Linked DNA regions of Homo sapiens: region 2 is linked to region 1. A link is a loop called in an ENCODE intact Hi-C map of the cell type or tissue named here. Cell type or tissue: Caco-2. All regions are shown on one strand. Links, peaks and the distances in the headings refer to the core of each region. The heading gives the core; the rest is flanking DNA.

Region 1 (7,506 bases), core at 2,401-6,400:
ATCAGCATAATTTCCAGTTCACAGGCATTAGCCAAGACATACATGTATTCAACACTCGAATAACACATCTTAGAAGGAAAGAGCAGAGCACAAAATCAGGAATCAAGATGTGGGAAGAAGAAAAAATTCCTTTAAGGAGAGAATAAAGCCTGAAGACAACATGCAGCAGGTAATGGGGTGACCAGCAGCTAAATCAAGAGATATGAGCTATAACCCCTCATTACACCCACCAAGCTGGTTTCCTCGGTTTCCTTCCGAATGTTCCTTAACTTTTCTAAGTCTTAGAATCTTTAGGTTTAGTTTGAACAGGGAAGATGATATGATATCCAAAGGTCTCCTCCAGCTCTGATAACAGACTGGGAGTTTGTTTAGACGATGAACAGATACGTTTAAAGGGGAAAAAATAGGCTACTTTTATTTCAGTGACTTGAAGTTCACAAGAATGAAATTTCACAGAAGGGAGCCAAGCTGTCAGCACGCACAGTGAACACAGCCCTAAAGCATTTGTCAAACCAAGGCCTCTGAAATGAGTACAAACACCTGGATGGTGTGCATGTTACCTGCCACATAACCTCAGCCTCAGCCACAATCCCTTTGCCTCTGACCCTCCTTGGCTCTTCCCAGTTGGATACACTCACTTCTCAGCCCCCATTCTTCATGTAATCCTGCCAGAGGCAAGTTGTACACACATCTATAAAAAGTTAGGAGAGGTTTAAGGTGAAACAGGCAATGGAAATCCTTGGTGCAGCTCCTAACCTTGAGAATAGCACAGTAGGTAACAATTATTAGTGTCCTAAAAGGACATTTTAGGACAGGCAGGGCAGCTCACGACTGTGATCCCAGCATTTTAGAAGGCCAAGGTGAGAAGAATGCTTGAGGCCAGGAGTTTAAGACCAACCCAGGCAACAAAATGAGATCCCATCTCTCCAGGAAAAAAAAAAAAAAAAAAAAAAGGCCAGGCCAGGCATGATGGTTGTAGTCCCAGCTATTCAGGAGGCTGAGGTGAGAGAATCACTTGAGCCCAGGAATTCAAAGTTGCAGTGATCGCACCACTGTACTCCAGCCTGGGTGACAGAGAAAGACTCTGTCTCTCAAGATAAAAAATAGAACATCTTGTACCGGCCCCTGTTAGAATGCGTGCCCCAGTAATTTCACTTCTCAAGAACTTCACAAAATAATGTGAAATATAGACAAATATTTATACCTACAAATCTCTCTCAATATTATTTATAACAGCAAAAAAATCTGATGCATGCTAGATCTGCAACAATCAAGGAATGATTATGCAAATTATACCTCAAGTTAAGTTCCCCTCCTACATGATCCCATAGACCATGTACTTGCCCCTCTACAGGACTCAACCTGCCTACTAATTGGCCATTTCCTCCAACAGGTCCTGAAGGACAAAAGCCATGTTTTGTTCACTACTTTCGCCACAAAGTATAGTTTATAATAAGCACAAACTAAATATCTGTTGAATGTCTTCTGGAAAACACCTTTAAGTAAATTTTATGTGATGGAATGTTATTCAGCCATTAAATGTGGTTTGTGAAGCCTTCTTAAATATAGGGAGTGCTGATGATGAAAAGCTCTGGAAAGCCGGGCGCAGTGGCTCACGCCTGTAATCCCAGCACTCTGGGAGGCCGAGCCGGGCAGATCACCTGAGGTTGGGAGTTTGAGACCACCCTGACCAACATGGAGAAACCCTGTCTCTACTAAAAATACAAAATTAGCCAGGTGTGGTGGCACACACCTGTAATCCCAGCTGCTCGGGAGGCTGAGGCAAGAGAATTGCTTGAAGCCAGGAGGCGGAGATTGCGGTGAGCCAGAGATCGCGCCATTGCACTCCAGCCTGGGCAACAAGAGCGAAACTCCGTCTCAAAAAAGAAAAAAAAAAAAGCTCTGGAAATGGATAGTGGTGGTGATTGCACAACACTGAATATACTTAATGCCACTGAATTGTACACTTAAAAATGGTTAAAATGGTTAATTTTATGTTATGTATACTTTAACCCAATAAAAGAGATAAACAGAGAGTGCTTATGAGGCAAGTTAAGTGAAAAGGCAGGATACCATAGGTCTAAACCATATAAAACTACATTTGCATTTTTTTAAAAGGCGGGAAAGCAGCATACTAAAATATTCATGGTGGTTTATCTTTGAGGGGTAGTGTTGGGGTGATTTTTGTTTTATTTGCAGTTTTCTGTATTTCCCAAAATTTCTACAATGGCTCACATATAATATGTATAATTGGAAAAAGACATCAAGCAGCATGGATAGAAAGGTTTCCTTATCAGCAGGTTAAACGTGGATCAAAATCATTTACCTTGCTATGATCCTTGATGTATTATACTTGTATACTGCATATCATTTGTGCTTGCCTTCACTGTATAGTCCATAAAACATGCCATTTAAGTGAAAACGGTACCTTTTAAAATTGAAATGTATTATTTAGCTTTTGCTCTGCCAGAAAGTATGCCTTTCAGATGTGATGCACCGTAAGTATGCTTTGCTCAGGCTGAGAAGCAGCAACTGATGGTTGTTTTAGACACACAAGTGACCAACTGGATCAAATGCACAGTTGTTCTCAGAGGTGAAAGACTTTCAGAACCTGTGATGAGCCAGTCTGCAACACCTCAAAGAGACTGAGACATCCAAATGGCCTCAATAAACACTAAACTTGATACATTTACAAATAAATTAGAAGCAAGTCCTTTGGAGTTACACAAACTCAGGACTGAAGTAACAGAGCCAGGACTGCCACTTATCATGCATACAACTGTGAGTGTTCCTGGCCTCAGTTGTCCCACAAATAAATGGGGATAAAAATGCTTCCCTCTTGGGTAAACAAGATGATATTTGCAAATCAGAGCTGGAGGAAACCCTGAGCGTGCTAACAGCAGTTGTCCAATCAATATCATTAATTTCCTTCCTTTCCCCTCTTTAGATCAAGTGTCCAATCCAGGATAGCAAGTGAAATACTAAAAACGGCCCTCTACCTAGAACTAATACAGTTAACATCATAGGAGAATGGGAAGATGTTCTGAATCCTTTTCGAGTTTCACTCCTCAGAAGCCCTCATAAAATGCAAACCAATTTTCCTATTCTTTGTTCCTCAATAACTGGAAAATATTCTCTGTGTCCTTCACATGCCTGGAATCCTGATATCACCCTTAGGTTTCTCTTCAAACCTTTCATTCACACCTGGCATGGTGGCTCATGCCTGTAAACGTAACATTTGGGGAGGCCAAGGCTGGGGGATCACTTAAGGCCAGGATTTCAAGACCAGCCTGGGCAACACAGCAAGACCCCCATATCTCTACCAAAAAAACAAAACAAAACAAAACAAACAAACAAACAAAAAAAACAGCCGGTTGCGGTGGCACATGCTTGCAGTCCTCGTTACTCAAGAAGCAGAAGCAAGAGGATTGCTTGAGCCCAACAGTTTGAGGCTGTGGTGAGCCAAGATGGCGCCACTGCACTCCAGCCTGGGTGACAGAGCAAGAAACCCCGTCTCTTAAAAAAAAATAAATAAAAATAAAAATAAAACTAAAAACTCAATACAAATGATAAAATCTTTCATTCCTTTAAACGTATCAGTGGTTCCTCTCAATCCTCTCTTCAAGCTCTCCCTACATTCTGTTAACTGGATGGCCTCTGAATCCCTCTGAGCAGGACTTGTGATAGCATAAGACTAGCACCTAATTCATGCATCCCAGAGAGCTCTGAAAAATGCAACACATTATTATGCTTTGGGAGGTTACTTGATTCTGACTGATGAGGGTGTGCAGTGCCCCTGAAACAAATCCAAGTGTGACCCACAGTGCCCTCCTATTTGCTCCCATAACCTTTGTCCTTTGCTTTGCCTTGCAATTGCCAACATTGTTTAGCAAGCTGATCGAGTCTGAGATTGCATCAGATTCAACACTGCACCAAATCCCTCCCTTCAAAAGAGCAGCCCCTATCTTTGCAAAAGATCTGCCTGCTTCCTTCCTTGATTAGCTCTTACTTGAGTGCCTCACTGGGCAAAGGAGGAAAGAAGCTGACAAAGCAAGGATAATGGAAATCTTCAGCTGTTTAAGGTTACCTTTGTACAGGCTGAACTGTACAAACTGACTTCACTACCTTTGGGCTATAAAACTCAACCTTTTTCTTTCAGTAAACATGTACTGAGCCCAGCGCTAAGTGCTCGGCTTTCAAAAATCAGCCATTTTTTCCTTATGGAAGAAAAGAATTATCAACAATTCTGCCACAGTGCAGTATGTTCTAGAACAAAAGTATATACAAGGTTATTACAGCTGCACAGAGGGCAAAGAAGGACACTGAATCTGCCTGGGCAGGATTCGAGGAGTTGGATAATTCCCACATCTCTTTACTCGCCATGGAGGAATGAATGAGCTGACCTACAGTGCCTGTGGGAGGCTAGTGCTGTTGCAGCCTTTTAACGCAGTCTATTTAATGCCATTGCCACTGAATTGCTTTGGTTGCTGTACATGCTTTCCTGTTCTCCTCACATATTTATCTCTTACTTTATTTTCAGAATAGAACATATGGTGTTTCCATTCTCTCTCCAGTCTTTCAACCCCATCATGTTTCCTGCCCTGGAGAGTTGCTTTGACTATCAGAGAAGGCATACTATAATGGCTTAGTTGGAGCAAATAAAGAGGCAGGAATAAGCCTGTTTGCTGAAAGGAGGTGGAAAAGCGTGTGCAGAGCCATTATCAGAAGTACCCACTGCAACCAGGCCCTCCGTGGCTCCAGCAGGTGAGTACCTGCCCTGTGAATGCCCAGGGGCATCCCTGCCAATTGCAGCTGGAGGTATTTGTCTTCACATCAGTTTCTATCCTCTACATCTCACCTTATCCATTTCTAGGGTGTACTGTTAAAATCGTGGTTCTTAACCTTTTATAGTTCATGAAATCCTCTGAGAGAATCTAGTGAAATCCAATGACTCGCTCCCCTGAAAAATTTTCAAAAGCACATAAATGCAAAATATTACATACAACTTCTAGGGATACACAAACCCCTAAACCCTATACACAGAAACCAGGAAAAAGCATACTGTTTAGTTCAAAATCCTTGAGCTTGTACTATGTGCCAAGCACCATGGGGACACCACCTCAAACTTAATGCTTCACCATTCTGAATGCTGGACTGTCCTCCAACATCCTGCCTTTGTTCCATGTAAAGCTTCTGCCTGTAACACTTGTCCCCATGTTCTCTGCCCAGGAAACATCTATTCTGCAGTTCAAGCATCACCTCTTAAATGAAAATAATGGAAACTTTATGAACCCATCACCCTAATCCACCCCTTCCCCAAGAAGGGCAAATTACTCCCCTCTTCCTGTCCCACCATTTTCTGAAGATACTTGAATCAGAGATCCTACAATATTTATTACTTTCATGCAGTCACATCCCTTTCTCTATCAGACTGTCGGCAACCTGAGGGCATGGACTATAACTTAACAATCTTTTATTTCCAGCTCGTAGTTTACAGTCTCTATTCTGGAGGAAAACATTCCTTTGGGGGAAACAAACACACAATCAGTTAATTTTAATACAAGTGTCCTAATGCTCAAACCTGATGAGTGATTTTTAAGCAAAATCTTAGGGGAGGAGTGGCAATAAACTAGACAAAATTGGTGTGTGGAGGTGGGGACATTATTGGCAGGGGGACAGCAAGGCATGCAGCAGAATCACAGTGTACAGGGAAGGCAGTAATTCAGGATTCGTGGTGACTAAATAGGGAGGCAGAAGGCACATGTAAGAGGTGAGGAGAGAGAAGTAAAGAGGAGTATGAGGATAGAGGGCACCAAATGAGGTAGGGAACGTGGACATATCCCAGAGGTGAAAATCACTGAAAGATTTTTTCTCCCTTTTCTACTTAGAAAAGTAACATGATTATTGTAAAAAAATGGAGAAAAGGCAAGAAGACGACAAACTCACAACTCCATCATATAGAGGCAACATTATTACTATTCTCTCATCCTTATGTGTTATGTTAATAAGTATGCATGTGTATGTAACTGTGGTTTGTATTCTACTTTGATTTTGCTAAAATTAAGTATTTACTAGCATCAGGCACTATACTGAATACACTACATGCATTATCCTCAAAATAATTCTTAGTAATTCACAATTATTCATTGTAATTCATTTTTAGGAGGACAAAGTTGGGGGAAGGGTGTCCAACACCACACGACTGATTAATATGTATTTAATAGCAGAGCTGAGAGATTCCAAACCAAGTTTTCTTCAAATACTTCATTTTTTTTCTTTATTCTCATGTGTTTAATTTATAAGTGAATTACTTTTTCCAATTTTCTCAGAAAAATCGCTTTGGGAATTTGATAAGCATTGTGATAAACCTAAAAATAAACCTGGAAAAAAAACCAAACCCATTACTATATTGTTTTCCCATATAGAGAGCACATAAAACTCCTGGCTTTCATTTCAATCTTTTTATAATCTTCGCAAAGTTTGCAGTTTTCTTCATTGAAGACTTGTAAGTTTAGGAGGGTGGCATGTTCAGATATATGCTTTGGACAGATAAATTTGGCAACAGTATGAAGGAAGACAGATTTGAGGAGACGAGATTGGAAGGCTGAAACACAAACTAAGAGAGATGGCCACAGTCCAGGTGAGACACAAGAGCCTAGAACCAAGGCAGTGATGTGTGGTGGGGAGGGCAGGGAACTGCCTCAGGAAACATGGAAGGCAGAATTTAAAGGACATCGAGCAAAAAGACGAAGCAGAGTGGTAGAGGAAAAAGGGGAAGTCAGGGAGAGTGGGTGAAATGGGGATGCCATTCACAGAGAGCACACAGAAGGGATGCAACTTGTGGTGTGGGGGAGGAAATAACAAGTTCAACTGTGAACTAAATCACCGAAATCATTCCAAGTGCCTACTCTATGCTGAGTGCTGAAGAGTCTGTGGCACATCAGACTGGGGTGGCCCCAGGACGGGCAGACTGGGGTTAACAATGAGCAAGGAGATTAGGCTGGGCAGAGGGGTGCACCCTGGTGGAGATGGCCTGGATGGGGCTCTGAAGCTCTAGGAACAGATCTGAAACTGCAAGTGTGAATGAGACTGCCCTCAGAAAACATGCAAGAAATGTGAGAACAGAAGCCAACCAAGGTTAGAGCTTGAATTAAAACAGTGTTTCAAGTTGAACAGACGAAGCAGGCACGCCAAGAGAGCAATAGAAGTTATAATAACCCAATCCTGAGCCCATACTGCCCCTAGACTTCTTGGAAAGAATGATTTTTTTTTTTAATTCAAAGGTCTCTCAGTTGATTTTAAACATTAAACAAAATCACATTAAAAGTCCATGATGAGGGCAAGAATTTGCATCTCCTGGCTGCCTCTCAGAGCTTTATCCACCAGCCACATGGAATTGATGATTAATATTCAGTAGGAAGTGAATGTATAATCATGTGCCTGCCATTCAAATGTGAAAAGAAATGTTTTCTGCTCAGTACACCCAATAATACATTAATATATCTT
Region 2 (7,506 bases), core at 2,273-6,272, 130 kb after region 1:
TTTTCTTTCCATTTGCTGGGTAAATATTCCTCCATCCCTTTATTTTGAGCCTATTTGTGTCTCTGCACATGAGATGGGTCTCCTGAATACAGCACACCGATGGGTCTTGACTCTTTATCCAGTTTGCTACTCTGTGTCTTTTAATTGGTGCATTTATCCCATTTACATTTAAGGTTAATATTGTTATGTGTGAATTTGATCCTGTCATTATGATGCTAGCTGATTATTTTGTACATTAGTTGATGTAGTTTCTTCATAGCTTCAATGGTCTTTACAATTTGGTATGTTTTTGCAGTGGCTGGTACCAGTTATTCCTTTTCATGTTCAGTGCTTCCTTCAGGAGCTCTTGTAGGGAAGTCCTGGTGGTGACAAAATCTCTCAGCATTTGCTTGTCTGTAAAAGATTTTATTTCTCCTTCACTTATGAAGCTTAGTTTGGCTGGATATGAAATTCTGGGTTGAAAATTCTTTTCTTTAAGAATGTTGAATATTGGCCCCCACTCTCTTCTGGCTCGTAGGTTTTCTGCCCAGAGATCCACTGTTAGTCTGATGGGCTTCCCTTTGTGGGTAACCTGACCTTTCTCTCTGACTGCCCTTAACATTTTTTCCTTCATTTCAACCTTGGTGAATCTGATGATTATGTGTCTTGGGGTTGTTCTTCTCAAGGAGTATCTTTGTGGTGTTCTCTGTATTTCCTGAATTTGAATGTTGGCCTGCCTTGCTAGGTTGGGGAAGTTCTCCTGGATAATATCCTGAAGAGTGTTTTCCAACTTGGTTCAATTCTCCCTGTCACTTTCAGGTACACCAATCAAACATAGAGTTGGTCTTTTCACATAGTCCCATACTTCTTGGAGGCTTTGTTCGTTTCTTTTCACTCTTTCTTCTCTAATCTGGTTTTCTCACTTTATTTCATTGTGTTGATCTTCAATCCCTGATATCTTTTCTTCCGCTTGATCAGTTTGGTTATTGATACTTGTGTATGCTTCATGAAGTTCTCACGCTGCATTTTTCAGCTCCATCAGGTCATTTATGTTCTTTTCTATACTAGTGATTCGTCTAACCTTTTTTCAAGGTTCTTAGCTTCCTTGCTTTGGGTTAGAACATGCTCCTTTAGCTCGGAGGAGTTTGTTATTACCCACTTTCTGAAGCCTACTTCTGTCAATTCGTCAAACTCATTCTCTGTCCAGTTTTGTTCCCTTGCTGGTGAGGAGTTGTGATCCTTTGGAGGAGAAGAGGCATACTAAGTTTTGGAATTTTCAGCGTTTTTGCCCTGGTTTCTCCCCATCTTTGTGGATTTATCTACCTTTGGTCTTTGAAGTTGGTGACCTTTGGATGGGGTCTCTGAGTGGACGTCCTTTTTGTTGATGTTGATACTATTCCTTTCTGTTAGTTAGTTTTCCTCCTAACAGTCAGGCCCTTCTGCTGCAGGTCTGCTGGAGTTTGCTGTCTCCGGCAGAGGCTGTAGACCAGCAAAGATTGCTGCCTGTTCCTTCCTCTGGAAGCTTCCTCCCTGAGGGGCACCCGCCACATGCCAGCCAGGGCTCTTCTGTATGAGGTGTCTGTCCGCCCCTACTGGGAGGTGTCTTCTAGTCAGGACACATGGGGGTCAGGGATCCAATTGAGGAGGCAGTCTGTCCCTTATCAGAGCTCAAACACTGTGCTGGTAGATCCATTGTTCTCTTCAGAGCTACCAGGTAGGGATGTTTAAGTTTGCTGAAGCTGCACCCACAACCGCCCCTTCCCCCAGTCCCTGACTGGGGCTGCTGCCTTTTTGTTTTCAGAGATGCCCTGCCCAGAGAGGAGACAGTCTGGCCACAGCTGACTTGCTGAGCTTGGGTGGGCTTTGCCGAGTTCAAACTTCCTGGTGGCTTTCTTTACACTGTGAGGGTGAAACTGTCTACTCAAGCCTCAGCAATGGTGGATTCCCCTCCCCCTACCAAGCTCAAGCATCCTAGGTTGAGCTCATACTGTTGAGCACAGCTCTGCTGTGCTGGCAGGCAGAATTTCAAGCCAGTGGATCGTAGCTTGCTGGACTCCATGGGGGTGGGACCTGCCAAGCCAGACTTCTTGGCTCCCTGGCTTCAGCCCCCCTTTGCAGGGGAGTGAATGGTTCTGTCTTGTTGGTGTTCCAGGTTCCACTGGGGTATGAAGAAAGATTCCTGTGGCTAGCTCAGTGTCTGCCCAAATGGCTTCCCAGTTTTGTGCTGGAAACCCAGGGCCCTGGTGGTGTAGGCACCAGAAGTAATCTCCTGGTCTGGAGTTGCCAAGACTGTAGGGAAAGTGCAGTATCTGTGTGAGAGTGCACGGTATAGTCCCTAATGGCTTCCCTTGGCTGGGACAGGGAGTTCCCGGACCCCTTGCACTTCCCCACCCTGCTTTCGCTCGCCCTCCTTGGGCTGCACCACTGTCCAGCCAGTTTCAATCAGATGAACCAGGTAACTCAGTTGGAAATGCAGAAATCACCTGCCTTCTGCGTCGATCTCGCTGGGAGCTGCAGACCTGAGCTCTTCCTGTTTGACCATCTTGCCAGCAACCCCCAAGTACTATAAAACATTTCAAATGCACATAAAAACAGAATAGTACAATAATCCTCACATACTCATCAGCCAGAATCAACAATTATTAAAACTGTGGCACACTGCACTATGTACTTTTTTCTTTGTTGAAATATTTTAAAAGGCATATCCTACACTTAAAATCATTTTGCCTCTACACACTTCAATATGGATTGAGGGACAAGCTATTAAATGCCATCAACATTCTTCTAAGAGGTGTAGAATGTATTCTCCAGGTTCCTCACTTTCCAAATTCATTTATACACATCCCACACATTTAGTGTCTAAATGTTGAACTCAACTATATAAATTATAAATTAAACAAATCAATCGATTGTGTTCACTCTAATATCTGGAAGAAAAAAGTCAACATAATTTAAAAATCAATCTATGAGTCAACAGATTTATTGAGTGGTGAATCAGCTGGATGGAGGGGCTGGGAAACCCAGCTGGGATGGCTGCTGCTTCTCCAGTAGGCTGCTACAGAGCAGGAGACTCTGACTTCCTCCTTCCCCAACCATGTCACTAGAGTGACTGTGATGGAAGCCCTGGTCCCTCCTGCACTGTTTCTACTCAGCTGTGCAGAAATCTGCTGCCTTCCACAATGAAGCCATTCTCTAAGACCAGCCAGAGTCCCACCTACTGAAAGACTGTAGTGAAGTCATTCCTAATTATGCCTTCCAGTTAGCACTGTCTTCAGCACACAATTGAGCAATTACTGCTTCATGCATACATCTTACCTTCCTGGGTGGACTGCAAGACATCAAGGATAAGAACTATGTTTTGCCTTCTATAATGTAACTTAAAGTGCCCAATAATGATGGCATAGCAGGCACTCAATATATATTAAGGGGCAAATGCAGCTCAGCTTGAACTTTCACTGGGCTGAAGTTGCTTAGTGTCAATTTTTCTGCTTAGAATCAACTCATAAGAGAGAGAAAAGAAAAAAAAACCCTGCAGAGGCATTTTTGCCTAAGAATGTGGATAAAAAGACATGCTGCACTGTCTTTCATCCATCTACTTGTGCAGCCTGCCCTACAAGTCCACTTAAACCCTGTCCATTTTGCCTTTGCTTGAACAATGTAAAATGTCTTTTTCTTTTTCTTCCCTTGTGCAAATGACTAAGGCAATTGTTTGTTGTTGGCAGGTACTGCGGTATGACCGCATGTTTAAGAGTCCTAAAACCCTATGTAAGAAGTCAGTCCCTAACTGAACCCATACCCAAATCAACAGGCTCATTCCTGCGGCAGCACCATGGTGCCACCAAGTGGACAGCTTTTGAACAATTAAACTCACTGTGAACTGGCAAATCATTTTGGAACTGGAGCATTTATGGCCCACTCACTTAAGTAAGTGAGTTGTAGATTTTATACTCTTTAATCTTATACCTTGTATGTTTGATGAATTCTAACAATTGCTTCACATGTGCTTCTTGAAATTTTATTCTCTTTAACTCCTATTTGTGATTTAAGAAAATTCTTAATGAAAACATTTATGATGTACAATAACATGGGCACTTACCTTTCCTTTCACTATATTTTGAGAGAAAACAAGTTCTCCATTTTATCTGGGTCAGTTTTTAAAAGATTAATTATATTTCCTAGGGAAGTCTACTTAAAGGGGAAGAATGCTTGCTTCTATGATATATATGTTGGCTATGTGCTGTTTTATTGTTTGACACTTTCTGCAGTTAATCTTACATCTTGCTGTTCAGAACATCAAACAAATGGTGCTGGTGCAATTGAACATCCATCTACAGAAAATAAACCCAACTGTTACCTTGAACCATAAACAAAAATTAACTTGAAAAGGATCTGATTGTCACAAACACTTTAAGCCCCAGCTGACTGCCCACTTTGAGAAAATCCTTGAAGAAGCAAAGGCAGTTCTAGCACACTTTACTCTCTTTTACTTACCTGAAGCTAAAAGTATCTCACCTACATTTTCCTCAGTGGAGACCCCATATGATGAATTTTCTTTTTTAAAAAATAAAAAGGTATTTGTTTATTTCAATATTAAATATTTCTTTCTCTTTTTTTTTCCCCTGAGACAGAGTTTTGCTCTTGTTGCCCAAGCTGGAGTGCAACAGCATGATCTTGGCTCACTGCAGCCTCTGCCTCCCAGGTTCAAGTGATTCTCTTGCCTCGGCCTCCCAAGTTGCTGGAATTACAGGTGCATGCCACCACACCTGGCTAATTTTTTTTTTTTTTTTTGTATTTTTAGTAGAGACGGGGTTTCACCATGTTGGTCAGGCTGGTCTCAAACTCCTGACCTCAAGTGATCCACCTGCCTTGGCCTCCCAAAGTGCTGGGATTACAGGCATGAGCCACCGTAACTGGCCACTTATTAAATATTTCTAAAAGTCTATCTTGGCTCTATATAACTTAGGGAAGTATATAGTTTTATCTTATATGGGAGGATTAAAAAGAATTTAATTTATATCCCATAAAACATTCATAAAATGTAGGCAAGTGCATTGGACTAGCAGCCGTGAGATACAAAGTCTACTCTCAGGGATGGATGTTTCTTTCTTTCTCTTTCTTTTTCTTTCTTTTCTTTTCTTTTCTATTCTTTCTCTTTCTTTCTCTCTTTCTTTCTTTCTCTCTCTCTCTTTCTTTCTTTCTTCTCTTTCTCTCTCTCCCTACCTCCCTCCCTCCCTCCCTTCCTTTCTTCCCTCCCTCCTTCTTTCCTTCTTTTCTTTTCTTTTCTCTCCCTCTTTTTTTTTTTTTTTTTTTTTTTTTTTTTGAGACGAAGTCTCCCTGTGTCGCCCAGGCTGGAGTGCAGTGGTGCGATCTCAGCTCACTGCAAGCTCCGCCTCCCAGGTTCACACCATTCCCCTGCCTCAGCCTCCCGAGTAGCTGGGACTACAGGCGCCCGCCAGCACGCCCAGCTAATTTTTTTGTATTTTTTAGTAGAGACGGAGTTTCACCGTGTGTTAGCCAGGATGGTCTTGATCTCCTGATCTCATGATCTGCCCGCCTCGGCCTCCAAAAGTGCTGGGATTACAGGCGTGAGCCACGGCGCCCGGCCTCCTTTTCTTTTTTCTTTGCTTTTTTTTTTTCTTTTCTTTGCTTTGCTTTGCTTTTGATAGAGGTCTTGCTGTGTTGCCTAGGCTGGTCTCCTGGGCTCAAGCAATCCTCTCGCCTCAGCCTCCCTCCCACCTCAGCCTCCCGAGTAGCTGGGATTACAGGTGCACCCAGCTCCAGGGCTGTTTCAAATCACTAGTGTGGCCACATATAAGACACTTAAGACTCTCTCTTAGTTTCCACTTTTGTAAAATGAGGTAGTTAATGCCCCCCTCTAAAAAAATTTGTGTATTCCTAAGAGCATTTGTTCTGCTGTTAATAAGGAGGCCGGGCAGGATCTTTTAAATTCTTTCCTTGTCTCCTGTTTGTTTTTCATGACTGTGCATATTTGCAAGTTATTATACTTACAAAATGAACTCTTTACTTAAAAGCTGTTATTCTTGACACCTGAAACTAATTTTAATGGACACTTGTGGAACATTTCTCAGAGCTATATATTTCTTTCACATTTTCTAAATGCATATTACAACAAATGTATTTCTATATTTTTGCCAAATTTCAAATATGTTTAAATAATAGCTTCAGAACCATATATCCGAAATGTACTATTTAAAAATACCTACACTATTTTCCATAAAAGGAAAGGCACAGATTGACCTCAGTGCATTGCATCTTGACCCACCATGCCAGGGTGAATGCCACCACACATAAGATCTGCAGGTATAAAAGAGGCATGAAGATGTAGTGAGCATGCATTGGACAAGCAATAAGAAGCCTTGGATTTCATTCAGCCTGAATCTACTACATCTAAGCGCCTGAGCTTGTGGAAAATCACTTGATGGGTTTGAGCCTCTGTTTCCTTATGTGTAAAATGGTGATAATAAATCCTACCTAATACATTTGGTTGTTCTAAGGGTCAAATGAAATAAGGTTCAAGGAAGTGTGCTGAAACTCTGAAGGGCAACTGTGATGGAAATCTTTTGTTTAGTAGGAGGAAATTAAAAAGGATTAGGAAGGTGGGGGAATACCATAATCAAGGGTGATTTAGAACCATTAGCAAAAAGTAATTGTGTTCTCTTGTAGAATTGTCAGAGCCATGAGCTCTTCCTCATCCCTTTCTCCTTGTTATGTGAATGATGGGAGCAGACACGACCTTCTGTCCATGATCCATTTAGTTCAGATAATAGGAAAGGATGTTGCAGTCTAAGGATCAACAGAACAATAGAAGAACAAGGGGGAGAAAGAGGGCAGAAGAGGAGGGGGACAGAAATCAACATTACATTATCATGGTGGCGAGTCAGACATGGTGGCAACCACTGTGTGTACTGTTTTTTTTTTTTTCATGCAGAGATGGCTTTTGGATTCCCAGTGGTAGGAAGAGAAGCTTAAATGGATGAATACAAAATAATTATTAAAAAATGAAATAGAGAATTATTAGGAATTTTCTCTTTTAAAAAAGAGGAGGTCTGTAGTCTTTAAAAATGTCAGCATCATAAAAGACGAAGAAAGGCTGTGGAAGTGTTCTAGATAAAAGGAGACTATAAAATACATAACAAATAAATACTTGATCTAGGCTGAGATCTGTACTGGAGGAGAAAAAAAATGCTATAAAGGACATTACTATCTCAATTGACAAGATTGGAATATGGATGGCAAATTAGATAAAAGTACTGTATCAATGCCAAATTTACTAAAGTTGAAAATTGTACTATAGTTATAAATATAGTAAGCAAATACTCCTATTGTTAGGAAACACACTGAATTATTTAGGAATGATGGGCCATGATGATGTAACTAATCTTTAAACTGTTCAGGAATAAAAATATTGAGAGAGAGGGAGAGAGAAAGCAAAAGGGTGAGAAAATGGGGTGAAAATGGGGTAAAAAATGGGCATAAAAATGTTATAATAACATTTAACATCTATAT

The links. Hi-C counts contacts between places; a loop is a spot of excess contacts. Peaks named below come from ENCODE experiments on the same cell type or tissue, not always from the same donor. Only the 100,000 strongest peaks of a DNase experiment are listed, where the experiment ranks them.
Region 2: it touches region 1 in a loop (4-fold over the local background); 1 of 110 quality-filtered maps calls a loop at or near these places.

The regions. Positions count from the first base shown.
Region 1 is chr12:45,256,815-45,264,320 of GRCh38, reverse strand. All of the region lies in intron 1 of ANO6 (anoctamin 6), which reads right to left. Among named protein-coding and RNA genes, the nearest start is that of ANO6, 44 kb to the right of the region's middle. RefSeq lists an enhancer at 6,561-7,061. In Caco-2, for the core only: no CTCF peak of the experiment used is centred there; a DNase peak (open chromatin) is centred at 3,940; H3K4me3 peaks cover 859 bases.
Region 2 is chr12:45,127,287-45,134,792 of GRCh38, reverse strand. No RefSeq gene overlaps it. Among named protein-coding and RNA genes, the nearest start is that of DBX2, 80 kb to the right of the region's middle. RefSeq lists an enhancer at 3,703-3,752. In Caco-2, for the core only: a CTCF peak has its summit at 3,805 (motif pointing left); a DNase peak (open chromatin) is centred at 3,802.